Linked DNA regions of Homo sapiens: region 1 is linked to region 2. A link is a loop called in an ENCODE intact Hi-C map of the cell type or tissue named here. Cell type or tissue: mammary epithelial cell. All regions are shown on one strand. Links, peaks and the distances in the headings refer to the core of each region. The heading gives the core; the rest is flanking DNA.

Region 1 (8,367 bases), core at 205-8,204, 67 kb before region 2:
CCCTGAGCTCAAGTGATCCTCCCACCTCAGCCTCCCAAGTAGCTGGGACTAAAGGCACATGCCACTATGCCTGGCTAATTTTTGTATTTTTTGGAGAGACAGGGTCTGGCCATTTTGCCCACACTGGTATTGAACTCCTGGGCTCAGGTGATCCACCCGCCTCAGCCTCCCAAAGTGCTAGGATTACAGGCATGGGCCACTGTGCTCAACCAAAAATAATTTTTTAATTATCAAGAACATTTGAAATATAAAATTATATCCTGTATTTTTTTGTTGTTGTTGTTAATTGAGACAGGGTCTTGCTCTGTGGCCCAGGCTGGAGTGCAGTGGTACAATCATAGCTCACTGCAGCCTCGAACTCCTGGGCTCCAAGGATCCTCCTGCCTCAGCCTCTCAAGTAGCTGGGACTACAGGAATGCACCACCGTGTCTAGCTAACTTTAATTATTTTGCTTTTGTAGAGACAGGATCTGGCTATGTTGACCAGCCTGGTTTCCAACTCCTGGCCTCAAGCAATCCTCCTGCCTCAGCCTCCCAAAGTGTTGGGATGATAGGCATGAGTCACTGTGCCTTCCAATCCTCTTGTTTTGTTTTGTTTTGTTTTGTTTTGTTTTGTTTTGTTTTGTTTTGTTGAGACAGGGTTTCACCATGTTGCCCAGGCTGGTCTTGAACTCCTGGACTCACGCAATCCTCCCACCTTGGCCTCCCAAAGTACTAGGATTACAGGCGTGAGCCACGATTCCCGGCCAATCCTCTGTTTTTAATAGTGAACTCGCCCTGGTGAATAATATAACTTAAGATGTTAGCTAATCATAGTAGTGTGTATGTATAATTTAAAACTATACATATATTAAGACTGCTCAAAAAGTAATCACACTACAAAGGCTAAGCAATCAAAAAAGCTTGGAGAAGACACACAAATGACCAACAGTTGTATGAAAAATGCTCAGCATCACTCATCATCAGCAAAATGCAAAGCAAAACTACAGTGAGATATTGCACCCCAGTTACAATGGCTATTGTCAAAAAGACAAAAAATAACAAATCTTGGTGAGGATACAGGGAAAGGGGATATACACTGTTGGTGAGAATGTGAGTTAATACAGCCATGGAAACCATATGAAAGTTCCTCAAAAAACTACAAATCAAAACTACCTTTGATCTAGCAAGCCCACTGCTAGTATATATCCAAAAGAAAGACGCATATCAAAGAGGTACTGTACTTGTATGTTTATTGGAGCACAATTCACAACAGCCAAAATATCAACCCCAGTGCCTATCAGCAAATGAATGGATAAAGAAAATATGGTACATATACATGATGGACTATTATTCAGCCATAAAAGATGAAATCCTGTCATTTGCAGCAACATGAGTTGACCTGGAGGACATTATGTGAAATGAAATAAGCCAGGCACAGAAAGACAAATACCACATGATCTCTCTAATATGTAGGAAACTTGAAACAGTTGATCTCATGGAGTTAGAGAAAAGAATGGTGGTTCCCAGCTGGGTGCAGTGGCTCGTGCCTGTAATCCCAGCACTTTGGGAGGCTGAGGCGGGCGGATCAGAAGGTCAGGAGATCGAGACCATCCTGGCTAACATGGTGAAACCCTGCCTCTACTGAAAATACAAAAAATTAGCTGGGCATGGTGGCGGGCGTCTGCAGTCCCAGCTACTCGGAAGGCTGAGGCAGGAGAATGGCGTGAACCTGGGAGGTGGAGCTTGCAAGTGAGTGGAGATTGCACCACTGCACTCCAGCCTGGGCGACAGAGCGAGACTCTGTCTCTAAATAAATAAATAAATAAGTAAATAACACATGTACTCCAGAAATATGTATAACTATCATGTATCAATAAAAAATTAGTTTTTAACAAAGACTTGGAGGTTGGGCACAGTGGCTCATGCCTGCAATCTCATCACTTTGGGAGGCTGAGACAGGAGAATCACTTGAGCCGAGGAGTTCGAGACCAGCCTAAGCAACATAGTGAGACCTCATCTCTACAGAAAATTCAAAAATTAGCTGGGTATGGTGGTGTGTGCCTGCAGTCCCAGCTACTTGGGAGAGTGAGGCAGAAGTATCTTGAGCCCAGGAGTTCGAGGCTGCAGAGAGCTTTGATGGTGCCACTGCACTTCAGCCCGGGTGACACCCAGATTCTGTCTCTGAAAAAGAAAAACAAAAAACCCACTGCTCTTCCTCTCCACCTGTCATCCACAAGCCTCCCAGGTAGATTCTCCATCACCCAGAGGCAGGTGGGGAATTCCTCCACCCTCACAGTCCACTGAGTCCGAGTGTGCTTCCTCACAGGACCTGAGTGATTGCTGACCTATCTCATGTGGAGGGCCATTCTTCCTTGAGACACTGTTTCTGTTTTCCTGATTTTCCTGTAACCATCCAAACCACTCTTTTTCCCTTTGTGGCCACTTTTCCTTACTTTAGCCGTGAGCCACTGCCTTGCAGATGTAGCCTTTCCCTCTGCATGGCTGATTCTCAAATCTTTGTCTCCAGGCTTGGACTCCCCCATATACCCCAGTCTCTGTCTGTCCAAATGTTTACAAGATTCCCACACATTCCCCTAAGCTTAATGTGTGTAAAACAACACCTCCTTTCCCACCCACCTTCCCTGTTTTCCTGGCCTGGTTGAAGATCACTATTTTCAGGACTGCTGAGGCAAGGACTCTGAGATCACTCTCACCCTCCCTCTCTAATTGACCATCGTCATCCAAGCTGTCACAGACACCTGTCAATATTGCCTTCCAGGGGTCCCCTAGACTTCACTGTTTCCTTTTTGTTCTTTTTGCCCCGACTCTGAGCCCTCACCAGGTCACATCCGCATGGCTGCTACTTCCTTTTGTCTGGCTGCCTTCTCTCAAGCTGAAATGAGCTCTTATCTGCCGGTAGCCCATTAGTCTCACATTATATATGTCACTCAGGCTCCCCCACAGATGCCCTGTTCCCACTAGAATATTGGCTTCATTGGGTCCCTGCCCTCCACACCTCTTCCAGGCTCCCTCTCTGTCCAGACTGTCACACCTCACACATCCTCTTCCCTCCTCCCCATGGGCTCACTCTGTCACGCAGGCTGGAGTGCAGTGACAGGATCATAACTCACTGCAGCCTCAAACTCTCAGGCTCAAGTGATCCTCCCACCTCAGCCTCCCAAGTAGCCAGGACTACAGGTGCACATTACCATGCCCAGCTGTTTTTTACTTTTTAGTTGAGATGGAGTCTCACTGTGTTGCTCAAGCTGGTCTTGAACTCCTGGGCTCAGGCGATCCTCCCACTTTGGCCTCCCAAAGTGCTGGGATCACAGGCATGCATGAGCCACTGTGCCCAGCCTCCCACCTCCTCCTCTTTTGCGTGCTCTGCCATCAGGCAATCTGTGATCCTGCTCCATTCTAAGCTCTGCCATGTGTTAGTGCTTTGATCTTAGACAAACTAACAGCTCCAAAACCTCAATTTCTTTATCCATAAAATTATTACTACCTCGGCCGGGCACGGTGGCTTATGCCTGTAATCCCAGCACTTTGGGAGGCCGAGGCGGGTGGATCACTTGAGGTCAGGAGTACCAGACCAGCCTGCCCAACATCGTGAAACCCCGTGTCTACTAAAATACAAAAATTAGCTGGACGTGATGGTGGTCGCCTGTAATCCCAGCTAGTCAGGAGGCTGAGGCAGGAGAATCACTTGAACCCGGGAGGCGGAGGTTGCAGTGAGCCAAGATTGCGCCATTGCATTCCAGCCTGGGCAGCAGAGCAAGACTCCATCTCAGAAAAAAAAAAAAAAATATATATATATATATATACACACACACACACACACACACACACACACACACACACACATATATACACATCAATATGTATATATATACATATATGTGTGTGTGTATATATATACATATATACACGTGTAGATATACACGTATATATATATATACATATAACCTTATTTCGGGGTTGTTGAAAGGATGAAAATGGCATCATGCATGGAAGGTTATTTAGCCCAGTACCTAGCATAAAGATCTGAATTGTGCCTCGTTTTAGGATTAGCAAAACGTGATTGGCAAAATCAGAGTCATATGGCAAACACCCAGTTGGGTGAGTGAGTCACAGGAATAGGTGCTTAATGTTTGTTGGCTTAACAACTTGCAAGCTCTAACATAATCTCCGTCCTCTGCTAACATTATCTGATAGCTCAGATGCTGAAACATTTCATTCTTCTTTAAACTCCATGGCGTTTATGCGCGTGAGCCGCCACACCTGGGCTGACTCTTTTTTGTAATTCTTTCACAGATGTTCCATCTGTCTAACTAGTTTTCAAGTTCCTTGAGGACAAGGATAATGATATTATTACAGCTGACATTTCTTGAATGTGGACTATGAGCTAGCATTTTCAATTTATAAACTCGCTTAACCCGCACCACAGCCTGATGAGGGAGCTTGCTGTCGTCATCCCTGAGTTATGAATCAGGAAGCAGAGGCCCAGGTTGCCAGCGTGTTACCCGAGGGCACAAGGTTAGTGAGCAGCAGCACTGAAGCACTGCAGCCCAGCCCAGCAGCAAGGTATGTTGCCGTGTACTGCTTCCTAGGGTGCGGGACTGCACGCCCTCAGGTGAGTAGGAGAGAACTTACTGATTCCCTGACTGATAGAAACCCTTATCTTTGCAGCTACACGTGCTTTTCTAGCAGATGCCTGGGCTCCTGGACATATTGCTCTGAGGCTATTTGACAGCACTCCTGCCATCCTCCTGGCCCCCTAAGATAAAACTTTCTTTAAAGAGCGTCCTAAAAACCAGATTTACACACAAAAGCCAGGATGACTCCTAGCAGATGTTTTGCTACCTGAAGGTTGTTATGTCATGTAGAAAATGAAGGAGGAAAGAAAGAAAAGGAGAAGGAGGGGAGAGGGCATGTGGGAGAAGGGGAGAGGGCATGTGGGAGAAGGGGTGAGGACAGTGAACAGACCGGGGAGTACCAGAAAGACCAGCTCTTCCCAAACAGCTTCTGCCATGATGCTTGCTTCATGCTAAATGACCCACAAACTTCATTCATGTGTGGGTTTGCCCTTGTGCCTTCTTGGTCCCCCAAGCAGGGACAGAGTTCTGTTCGGAGAAGCTGGAATGGACCGAAAGCCAGGGAAGGAGCTGGTGGAAACCCAGGCAGGCCTCCCTCAAGTGGCATGATCTCAGGAAATGGAAATATTGTACAAAGAAGCAAGATGCCTGGCGCCAACTTCCATGCTGTGCTGAATGACAAATCCAAGATGGTTGGCCAGGTATGGTGGCTCACGCCTGTAATCCCAGCACTTTGGGAGGCTGAGGCAGGTGGATCACTTGAGGTCAGGAGTTCAAGACCAACCTGGCCAACATGGTGAAACCCTGTCTCTACTAAAAATCCAAAAATTAACCAGGTGTAGTGGCGTGTGCCTGTAATCCCAGCTACTCAGGAGGCTGAGGCAGGAGAATCACTTAAACCTGAGAGGCAGAGGCTGCAGTGAGCCGAGATTGCACCACTGCACTCCAGGCTGGGCAACAGAGTGAGACTCTGTCTCTCATAAAGAAAAAAAATGGCATATGAAACATGAATTTTAAGTAAAAAATTACACAGGATGTGTTACTGTACTGGAAACTAACTTTGGAAAATAGGAGTAGATTTCCTGCACCTTATATCAACTCCTTCTGTGATAGAAATGAAACCCACTCTAATGATCCCAAGCATATCTGTGAAGTCTTACAAGGGGTCAGACTGGCAGCACCATCCACAGGGACATTACCTCTAAGGATCATATATCAAGAGCCAGATCCCAATCAGGAAATTTCTTCCACCATTGTCAGTACAAAGGGCACTCAGCAAGCATCTTTTCCAAATGGACATCTACCCAGAAGTATCCACATAACCCAATCATCAATACTCAGAAACAAGAAGATATTAGAACTGTTCTTTCTTGCAGGGGTAAAAATAAGGAGGATTAGGAAGATGAAGCCATGGCAATGAACGATAAGTAGCACAAACCTTACCTAATCTCTGTCTCATTTAACTGGGTAAACAGCAGCTCTGACACAATTATATGCCCCCAGATGCTGCTGTGACATTACTAGGTTACAGTGAACACAGTATCAGCTGATGCCATTGGAATAAACATGCAGATTTCCAAAACCAAAGTGTTTGCATGTAATATATATTTCATGTTCTTGTCACCTCAAGCCTGTCTTGAAGCTGATTTCATGCAGCATCCTCTAGACTTGAAGGAACATCACTCCACATTTCAAAGAGTAACAGCATGTATTTTTACAATTTACTCCTTAGCAGGGGGGAATTAGAGCATTAACTGTAGGAAATTTTTCTCTTGTACAATAAACCGAAAGCTTTGTAACCATAAAATGACAATTTTCATTAAAAAGCACGCTTACTTTTGGTATTGCCAGTTACGTAAAGGATAAATGTCTTCGGGCAAAAGGACACGTGGCCATAACCTTTTCCTGACAAGTCTGTCTCCGGTTTTCTCCAAGCAATGTCAGATTTTATATTTTTCCAAAAGAAACAAACGGGAATGCCTCATGAATTGTTCCTGTGGATTTTTAGTTCAATACTACATGACACTTGTATATTAGGCTCCTAAATACTGTGCAACACGGCAACAGTGATGAGAATCACTACTCTTAGACCACACTTGAATTAGTGTCTCTTCCATCCACCCACGTTTTTTGGCTCTTCTTCCTCTGATCTCCCCTGCCTTGAGGCTCAGCACTCCCCCTAACACCCTAGTGGTTCTCAACCTGGGCAATTATGCCCCCAGGAGACATTTTTGGTTGTTGCAACTAGGGGATGCCACTGGCATGTAGTGGGTAGAGGCTAGGGATTCTGCTAAACATCCTACAAGGCACAGGACAGCCCCCCAAAACAAAAATGATCTAGCTCCACATGCCAATAGTACTGTGGCTGAGAAAACCTGCAATATGCTAACCAAACCACTTTTAATTAAAAGGAGAAAAAAGGCCGGGAGCGGTGGCTCACGCCTGTAATCCCAGCACTTTGGGAGGCCGAGGCGGGCGGATCACGAGGTCAAGAGATCGAGACCATCCCGGCTAAAACGGTGAAACCCCGTCTCTACTAAAAATACAAAAAAATTAGCCGGGCGTAGTGGCGGGCGCCTGTAGTCCCAGCTACTTGGGAGGCTGAGGCAGGAGAATGGCGTGAACCCGGGAGGCGGAGCTTGCAGTGAGCCGAGATCCCGCCACTGCACTCCAGCCTGGGCGACAGAGCGAGACTCCGTCTCAAAAAAAAATAAAAAATAAAAAAAAAAAAAAAATAAAAGGAGAAAAAAGCCTTTTCAAGATCTTACAACGGCTCTTATTAGATTATAAATTGTAACCTCCTCAGCCTTACTTTCAACACCTTTCCCAATCCATTTCTAACCTACCTGTCACCTGAACTGAGCAAACCTATGCTGAGCTCCCCCATGTGCAGGAGGTGCAAAGCTACTGAAAGACGAAGAGGGGTTGGTGCTTTCCAGAAGCCCATTCACGGGTGCAGGAGACGGAGAAACTGGAGCATGTGGCTAGCACCCAGCAGGTATCAGGAATGGTCTTTCCTTTCTTCCTAATTAGCTCTAATTCCAGGCTGACTGTGATGGGTGGATAAAGAGTGGTGGATCTTAGTGTTTTCCCCACATCGTAATCTGTGCTCTTGTTTGTCTTTTAATCTATTAGGAAAATTTGAAAGACTAGGTTTTTTTCTATTTGACATAGATCTACCTTTCTTTCTTTCCTTCCTTCCTTCTTTCCTTCCTTCCTTCCTTCCCTCTTTTTTTTTTTTTTTTTTTTTTTGAGACGGAGTTTCGCTGTTGTCGCCCAGGCTGGAGTGCAATGGTACGATCTCGGCTCACCGCAACCTCCGCCTCCCAGGTCCAAGGGATTCTCCTGCCTCAGCCTCCTGAGTAGCTGGGATTACAGGCATGCACCACTACATCCAGCTAATTTTGTATTTTTAGTAGAGATGGGGTTTCTCCATGTTGGTCAGGCTGGTCTCGAACTCCCGACCTCAGGTGATCTGCCCACCTCGGCCTCCCAAAGTGCTGGGATTACAGGCACGAGCCACCATGCCTGGGCTTCTTTCCTCTTTCTTTTTAAGAAACATGGTCTTTCGCCTGTAATCCTAGCACTCTGGGAGGCTGAGGCGGGAGGATCACCTGAGGTCGAGAGTTCAAGACCAACCTGATCAACATGGAGAAACCCCGTCTCTACTGAAAATACAAAATTAGCCAGGCGTCATGGTGCATGCCTGTAATCCCAGCTACTCGGGAGGCTGAGGCAGGAGAATTGCTTGAACCCAGGAGGTGGAGGTTGCGGTGAGCCGAGGTCATGCC
Region 2 (8,367 bases), core at 244-8,243:
AAAACCCCGTCTCTACTAAAAATACAAAAATTAGCCGGGCATAGTAGCATGTGCATGTAGTCCCAGCTACTTGGGGGGCTGAGGTGGGAGGATCACTTGAACTCGGGAAGTGGAGACTGGTAAGCTGAGATTGCCCCACTGCACTGCAGTCTGGGTGACCGTGAGACCTTGTCTCAAAAAACAAATAAACAAACGAAAAAACAACAAAAAAATGTTAAATTTTAAGATGTTAAATTTTATGCTATGTGTATATTGCCACAATTAAACATAAATTTTGAAAAATGAGTTAGCATGCATTAATTCATTCAAAAAACATTTATTTTGCATTTATTATATATCAGACTCTGTTCTTGGTGGCAGGGATGAAGGGCTGAACAAAACAAAGTTTTGGCTTTCATAGAACTTGCATCCTAGTATATAGTATATAATAGCAGACATAGTTTTGCTGTCCACCCAATCAAGTGCATCATTTCAGGTTATTGGTTTTCATAAAATAAATGTATTACCCAGAAAATCTGCAACTTGACCTATTTCAATGATGAATATATCTGAAGTTTAAATATCTTAATTCTAAAAGAGCATAATGATTACAATGTTTTAAGTCAGGCCAGGCATGGTGGCTCACAACTGTAATCCCAGTGCTTTGAGAGGCTAAGGCAGGAAGGTTGCTTGAGCCCAGGAGTTGGAGGGTACAGTAAGCTATGATCATGTCACTGCACTCCAGCCTGGGTGACAGAGCGAGACTCTGTCTCTAAACAATAACAAATAAATTTTAAATATTGATCTATCTCTAATATCTTTGGATGTGGTTTTGTTGTTGTTGTTGCTTGTTTGTTTTGAGACAGAGTCTCGCTCTGTCACCCAGGCTGGGGTGCAGTGACGCAATCTTGGCTCACTGCAGCTTCTGCCTCCCAGGTTCAAGTGATTCTCTTGTCTCAGTCTCCTGAGTAGCTGGGATTACAGGCATGCACCACCATGCCCGGCTAATTTTTTTTTTTTCTGAGATGGAGTTTCGCTCTGTCGCCCAGGCTGGAGTGCAGTGGCGCGATCTCGGCTCACTGCAAGCTCTGCCTCCCAGGTTCATGCCATTCTCCTGCCTCAGCCTCCCAAGTAGCTGGGACTACAGGCGCCCGCCACCACGCCTAACTAATTGTTTTTGTATTTTTGGTAGAGACGGGGTTTAACCGTGTTAGCCAGGATGGTCTCGATCTCCTGACCTCGTGATCCACCTGTCTTAGCCTCCCAAAGTGCAGGGATTACAGGATTGAGCCACCGTGCCCGGCCAATTTTTGAATTTTTAGTAGAGACGGGGTTTCATCTGTTGGCCAGGCTGGTCTCGAACTCCTGGCCTCAAGTGACCCACCTCCCAAAGTGCTGAGATTACAGGCGTGAGCCACCTCTCCCAGCCTGCAATGACCTAATTTTTAACAATGGATGATCACATGAAAATTATTTTAGAACAATTTGTTTACCAGTTAGACTGCTGGTTAAATCATCTTCTACTATAGTTACTTCAGGCACTGAGGAATATTTTCCATTGTTTTTTTTTTCTGATGTTTGTGGAGGGTTAGAGTGGCCCCAAAGGATGACCTCCAGATAATAGGGACATGGCATATATTCTAATCAAGAATGTGAGTGCTAAGAGGTTAGGAATTATTTTTCTTTGCTTGGATTTGAATAACTACTGGCTAAACATTAGACATAGGAAAGTACTTGAGGCCGGGCATGGTGGCATGCACTTGTGGTACCACCTACTCAGGAGGCTGAGGCAGGAGAATTGCTTGAGGCCAGGAGTTTGAGACAACATAGCCAGGCCCTGTTTCTAAAAAACATTTTTTTTAATTAGCAGGAGCTAGGTGTGGTGGCTCATACTTGTAATCCTAGCAGTGTGGGAGGCTGAGGTGGGAGGACTGCTTAATCCCAGGAGTTCAAGATCAGCCAGAGCAACAAAGTGGGACCCTGTCTCTACCAAAAAAAAAAAAAAAAAATAGCCAAGTGTGCTGGCATGTGCCTGTAGTTCCAGCTACTCAGGAGACTGAGATGGGTGGACCACTTGAGTCTGGTAGGTTGAGGCTGCAATGCACTATGATCATGCCTGTGAATAGCCACTGCACCCCAGCCTGGGTGACAAAGCAAGACCTTGTCTCAAAAAGAAAAAAAAAAGAAAAGAAATTAGCAGAGAGCTACTGGGGAGGCTCAGGTGGGAGGGGGTCACTTTCAGCCCAGGAGTTAGAGCCCACAGTGTGCTATGATCACATCTGTGAATAGCCACTGCACTACAGCCTGGACAACATATCAAGACCCCATCTCTCTTAAAAAAAAAAAAAGGTACTTGATGAAGCCAGATTGGCTGTGACACTGAATAACATTGTAAGGGTCATTATTGGGATATTAAATACATAATATGCTTGGGTCCCCCGACATGTATATGACCTTTCCTTATTCTGTTGGCATCACGCATCTGCCTCATGCAGGATTATAATTTTTGTGTCAAGAAGGCAAGGCCAGGCACGGTGGCTCACGCCTGTAATCCCAACCCTTTGGGAGGCCAAGGCCGGTGGATCACCTGAGGTCAGAAGTTCAAGACCAGCCTGGCCAACATAGTGAAACCCCATCTCTACTAAAAATACAAAAAATTAGCCAGGTGTGGTGGCGCACACCTGTAGTCCCAGCTACTCAGGAGGCTGAGGCACAAGATCGTGCCACTGCACTCCAGCCTGGGAGACAGAGTGAGACTCTGTCAAAGAAAAAAAAAAAGGCAAAGAGAAAGAGTAAATGTTCAATTTTTGCAGTCTAGTCTTTGCTTTTGAAATTTTCTGAGACCACAGACTTGCAAAATAGGCTTTTGAAGAGATAGGGTTTTCTAAATTCCAAGTGTTCCCTCTTTATTTGAATTAAATAATTCATTAAAATTATTATTTTTTAAATGAAACAGGGTCTTTGTCACCCAGGCTGGGGTGCAGTGGTGCATAGTTCACTGCAGCCTCCAACTCTTGGGCTCAAGTGATCCTCCTGCCTCAGCCTCCTGAGTAGTTGGGACTACCAGCATGAAACACCATGCCCAGCTAATGTGTTTTTTGTAGAGATGTTGCACAGCCTGGCATTGAACTTGTGGCCTCAAGGATCCTCCTGCCTTGGCCTCCCAAAATGCTGGGACTACGGGTATGAGCCACCACACTCGGCCCCAAATGCTGTCTTTTTTTTTTTTTTTTTTTTTTTTTTTTTTTGAGATGGACTGTCACTCTCTTGCCCAGGCTGGAGTATGGTGGCATGATCTCGGCTCACTGCAACCTCTGTCTCCCAGGTTCAAGCAATTCTCTTGCCTCAGCCTCCTGAGTAGCTGAGATTAAAGGTGCGCACCATCACGCCCGGCTAATTTTTGTATTTTTACTGGAGACGGGGTTTCATCATGTTGACCAAGCTGGTCTCGAACTCCTGGCCTCAAGTGATCTGCCCACCTCTGCCACCCAAAGTGCTAGGATTACAGGTGTGAGCCACCGTGCCCGGCCTCTCCCTCTTTATATTTTGAGACAAACCTGGCTGGGTCATAGATTGTTATAATGGCATCATTTTGTTGTTGTTGTTGTTGTTTGAGACGGAGTCTTGCTCTGTCGCCAGGCTAGAGTGCAGTGGCAAAAACTCGGCTCACTGTAACCTTCGCCTCCCTAGTTAAAGCAATTCTCCTGCCTCAGCCTCCTGAGTAACTGGGACTACAGGCGCCCACCACCACACCCGGCTAATTTTTTTTGTATTTTTTTTAGTAGAGACGGGGTTTCACCATGTTAGCCAGGATGGTCTCAATCTCCTGACCTCGTGATCCGCCCGCCTCAGCCTCCCAAAGTGCTGGGATTACAGGCGTGAGCCACCGCGCCCGGTCATGTCTACGAAAAATACTAAAAGTCACTACTAAAAACAGAAGAAATTAGCCAGGGGTGGTGGTGCGAGCTTGTAATCCCAGCTACTCTGGAGGCTCAGGCAGAAGAATCGCTTGAACCCGGGAGGTGGAGGTTGCAGTGAGCCGAGATCGCGCCATTGCACTCCAGCCTGGGCGACAGAGCAAGACTCCATCAAAAAAAAAAAAAAAAAAAAAGAAAAGGAAAAAGAGAGAAATTCTCTGGATTTAGGATGTCATTTCGGTTTCTTTATCAATTTGGCTCCCTCTAGAGGTCAGTTAGCAAATTTTAGTCAGCGCGACTTAAACACCTTGGCCCTCTTAAAACAGTAATTTCTCCTAGGAAGGTTTTGGAGAAAATGATTGAAATTGATTAATAGAGTCTATTTTTTAGCAAACATTATATTTAATTTTTTTGTTTAAAATTACTAAGGCTGCCAGATTTAGCAAATAAAAATACAGGACACCCAGTAATATTTACAGTTCAGATTTAAAAATTAATTTTTTAACCTAAGAATGTCCCAAATACATTAATCCAGCAACTCTGTATATCTGTATATAGAGACATACACTATATATACAGTGTTTTACTCCTCATTTGTTAAGTGAGGATTCTGAGGATCAAAACATCCAACTCCAGCCTCTCATTTTCCCAACATTCCCATGGCTTGTTCTTGTTATTTCATTCTAAGTTTTCTTCTAAGTTCTCAAAAGAAATCAGATCATAGGTCTGGTCAGATAACTTGATTTTAAGCTCCAAAGGACCTGAGATATTGAAGGAAACCAAAATATTTCACCCCAAAATATCCTTTGTTGACATATTTTGAGATAGCTCTTCAGAGAGCTAAGCAGCCCTGCAAAGCTGTCTTTTGCGTTGAGCTTTTTGCATCTGTAGAGCAAATCTGCATCCCTGCAGCCAGGCTTTCTGAGGTCCTCCCTGGTCCAGATCTAGGAAAGATGAACTGAGAGTCTGACATCTCTCAAGATCTGAAAGGAATATTTCCCACCTCTTCTCTCTGAGGGCTGCTACCCGTGAGGTTTCAGCTGCATAACAAGACCACCTTTGCTAGCCAGGCGTCCTTTTCTCTCCCATCCATAATCTGTCTTGCCACTGTCACCTGACTTACCACCATAAACTTTTTGGGGCCATGCTCGGAGCCCCCATTTTTTCTGTAATCTCAAAATGGTAGAGGCTGGGTGTGGTGGCTCACGCCTGTAATCCCAGCACTTTGGGAGGCCGAGGCGGGCGGATCACAAGGTCAGGAGATCGAGACCATCCTGGCTAACACAGTGAAACCCTGTCTCTACTAAAAAAAATACAAAAAATTAGCAGGGCGTGGTGGCAGGTGCCTGTAGTCCCAGCTACTTGGGAGGCTGAGGCAGGAGAATGGCATGAACTTGGGAGGCGGAGTTTGCAGTGAGCCGAGATCCTGCCACTGCACTCCAGCCTGGGCAACAGAGCGAGACTCCGTCTCAAAAAAAAAAGGTAGAAAAGTCTGGGCCTGGTGGCTCACACCTGTAATCCCAACACTTTGGGAGGCCCAGGTGGGTGGATCACTTGAGGTCAGGAGTTCAAGACCAGCCTGGCCAACATGGCCAAACCCCATATCTACTAAAAATCCAAAAAATTAGCCGGGTGTGGTGGTGGGGTATTCCCAGCTACTCTGGAGGCTGAGGCATGAGAATCACTTGAACCTGGGAGGTGGAGGTTTCAGTGAGCCGAGATGGCACCACTGCACTCTAGCCTGGGCAACAGAGCGAGACTCTGTCTCAAAAAAAAAAAAAAAAAAGGCAGAAAAGCTTCTGTGCTTCACTGGGAAGCTGGGGTGATCGTTCTGTGATTTTCCCCTATGCATGTTAATAGATTTGCAAGCTTTGTCTCTTAATAATCTGCCTTTGTCTGTTGATGTTCAGCAAACCTTTGGGAAGGTTTCCCTTGGCCCCTACAGTGTTGGCGTCACAGACAGGATCCTAAAGCTGCTCTACTTTTCTGGAAGCCACAGTCCAGGGAACCCAGGACCTGACAAAGCATCAGAAGGGTAAGAAATTCCTACCAGCCAGGCTTCCGGCCTCTCTCCGTGAAATCCGGTCAAGCAGACAGCAGAAATCACTGTTTGTCTCTTTTCCCTTGCCTAAAATCTTGATTAATTGGAGAAAAGGATTTGTGTGACTAGTCTTGGGTTACGTAGCGATTCTGGTATATTTTTAGGCATGAATATTGGTATTGTCTGATCCTTTTTCTCTCAGTCTTTTCCCTTGTATTTTGGTATTGATCTGTCATAAAGAGGGGTGCCCTAGGGTAGAACATGGATCTAGAACCCCCAGAAGCCCACTGTGCCAGCTGGCTCTGCAGTTTTTTTGTTGTTGTCATTGTTTTTTTTTAGATAGAGTCTCGCTCTGTCACCCAGGCTGGGGTGCAGTGGTGTGATCTCAGCCCACTGCAACCTCCGCTTCCCAGGTTCAAGCGATTCTCTTGCATCAGCCTCCTGAGTAGCTGGAATTACAGGCACGCGCCACTGCGCCCGGCCAATGAGTCCTATTTATAAGGTGCTTTTGTTGTCTCAACCCCTGCTGCCTGGTTAGTCCTGGGAAAGTCCAATCCCAGGAGAGCCTGCCTCGTGTCACAGATTAATAGGTGTATGACTGGTGGCCCCCCATAAATGTGTGGGATACTAGAAGCACTGTATGTAAAAACGCCATCTTTTATCATCTGTGGCAACAAGAGTCTTTTGCTGCCTTAGTCTATTCCTGGGAGTGAATTTGTGAGGATGGGGATCGTTGAGGCTGCCTGTTCTATGCCCTCTCCAAGAAGCACCTCTTGTTTATTGGTAAAAACTTCATTGAAACCTGGAAAATAACCTCCTGGGCATTCCATGAAGAGGCTTATTAGATTGAGTTGCTATTTGCATAAGTACATCTCGGGAAATTCTTTTTTTTTTTTTGAGACAGAGTCTCACTCTGGCACCCAGGCTAGAGTGCAGTGGCTCAATCTCGGCCCCCTGCAACCTCCGCCTCCCGGGTTCAAGCAATTCTCCTGTCTCAGCCTCCCAAGTAACTGGGATTACAGAGGCAAGCCACCATACCCAGCTAATTTTTGTATTTTTAGTAGAGACAGGGTTTCACCATGTTGGCAGGCTGGTCTTGAATTCCTGACCTCAAGTGATCCCCCCCCAACCCGGCCTCCCAAAGTGCTGGGATTACAGGCTTGAGCCACCATGCCTGGCCACATCTCAGGAAATTCTAATCATCAGTGGCCAAAAGATTGATTCTTTAAGTTACAAAGGCCCCCTAAACTAAAACTATTTTAGAGACCTCTCATTCCAAACAAGTGCCTTATTTGTGTTTAGGGAAAGATCAAATTAAAAGAAAGGCACTAATAGTATCATGGCTAGCCTTAGACATTTTCCTAACAAAAGTTTCAGAACAAAAATCTGACGGAAAACAAAGTTAAAATCCTTTGTACGCTTAAACTGCCTGCTTTGGAGTCCCTGCAGGATTTGTAGTGGCGGCCACTCCACCTTGTGGCCTAGGAGTTAAAATTCTGTGCTTTCACCACTGTGGACTGGATTTGATTCCCAATTAGGGAGCCACTTCCTTTTGGTTAAAAGGTTCAAAGCCCAAAAATATTGGCTGTTTTTCCTGGTTGAAATCTGATAATTAGAGATTATTATCTCTTATTATTATCTCAGTAAGGGCTTCAGCTATGTGAGACAGATAAACTTTAATCTGTTCCATTTACAGAGACACAGTTTAATCCACCTGTCCTTTTAAACTAGTGAGTTTTACCAGTCTCATGGCTATGATTTTGAAATCAAAGCTGTAAGACCTTTATTTATGTTATTTATGTCTGCATGTTTTTTGTTTGTTTGTTTTGTTTTGTTTTGAGACGGAGTTTCGCTCTTGTTGCCCAGGCTGGAGTGCAATGGTGGGATCTCAGCTCACCGCAACCTCCGCCTGCCGAGTTCAAGCGATTCTCCTGCCTCAGCCTCCTGAGTAGCTGGGATTACAGGCGCCCACCACCACGCCCAGCTAATTTTGTATTTTTAGTAGAGATGGGGTTTCTCCATGTTGATCAGGCTGGTCTTGAACTCCTGACCTCAGGTGATCCACCAGCCTCGGCCTCCCAAAGTGCTGGGATTACAGGCATGAGTCACCACGCCCAGCCGTCTGCATGTATTTTTATATACACATGTCTGCTTGTATATTATCTACATGGTACCAAATTGACTTATAAATAAATTAGCATTTATAAATTAATAATCCCAAATGCTTTTCAAATTCATGCAACATCTTTGGTAAATAAAACCAGTTTTAATATTGTTGATACAATAAAATAAAAACATTGTCTGAATGTAATTTAGACATTTTGTCTGAGTCTATTGGTTTAGATGGGTTTATACTGTCTCTGTGATATGTTTTAAGATTGTAAAACTGTTAACAGCTTCTGCAATTTTTCTTGTTGTTGTTACTGTTTT

What was found. Peaks named below come from ENCODE experiments on the same cell type or tissue, not always from the same donor. Only the 100,000 strongest peaks of a DNase experiment are listed, where the experiment ranks them.
Region 1: a loop joins it to region 2, with 14 times the contacts of the local background. A loop is called at or near these places in 3 of 110 quality-filtered maps.

The regions. Positions count from the first base shown.
Region 1 is chr10:35,303,239-35,311,605 of GRCh38, reverse strand. It overlaps LOC107984220 (a long non-coding RNA gene), which reads left to right and starts at 4,891. Exons shown (of 3, transcript XR_007062113.1): 1 at 4,891-5,277. It also overlaps a transcript of CCNY not described here. RefSeq lists a silencer at 6,730-6,789. In mammary epithelial cell, for the core only: no CTCF peak of the experiment used is centred there; DNase peaks (open chromatin) are centred at 4,115 and 4,505; H3K4me3 peaks cover 572 bases; H3K27ac peaks cover 1,438 bases.
Region 2 is chr10:35,235,991-35,244,357 of GRCh38, reverse strand. LINC02634 (long intergenic non-protein coding RNA 2634) reads left to right here. Exons shown (of 3, transcript XR_930819.3): 2 at 5,807-5,931. Among named protein-coding and RNA genes, the nearest start is that of LINC02634, 4.5 kb to the left of the region's middle. In mammary epithelial cell, for the core only: CTCF peaks have their summits at 4,159 (motif pointing left) and 7,423 (motif pointing left); no DNase peak of the experiment used is centred there.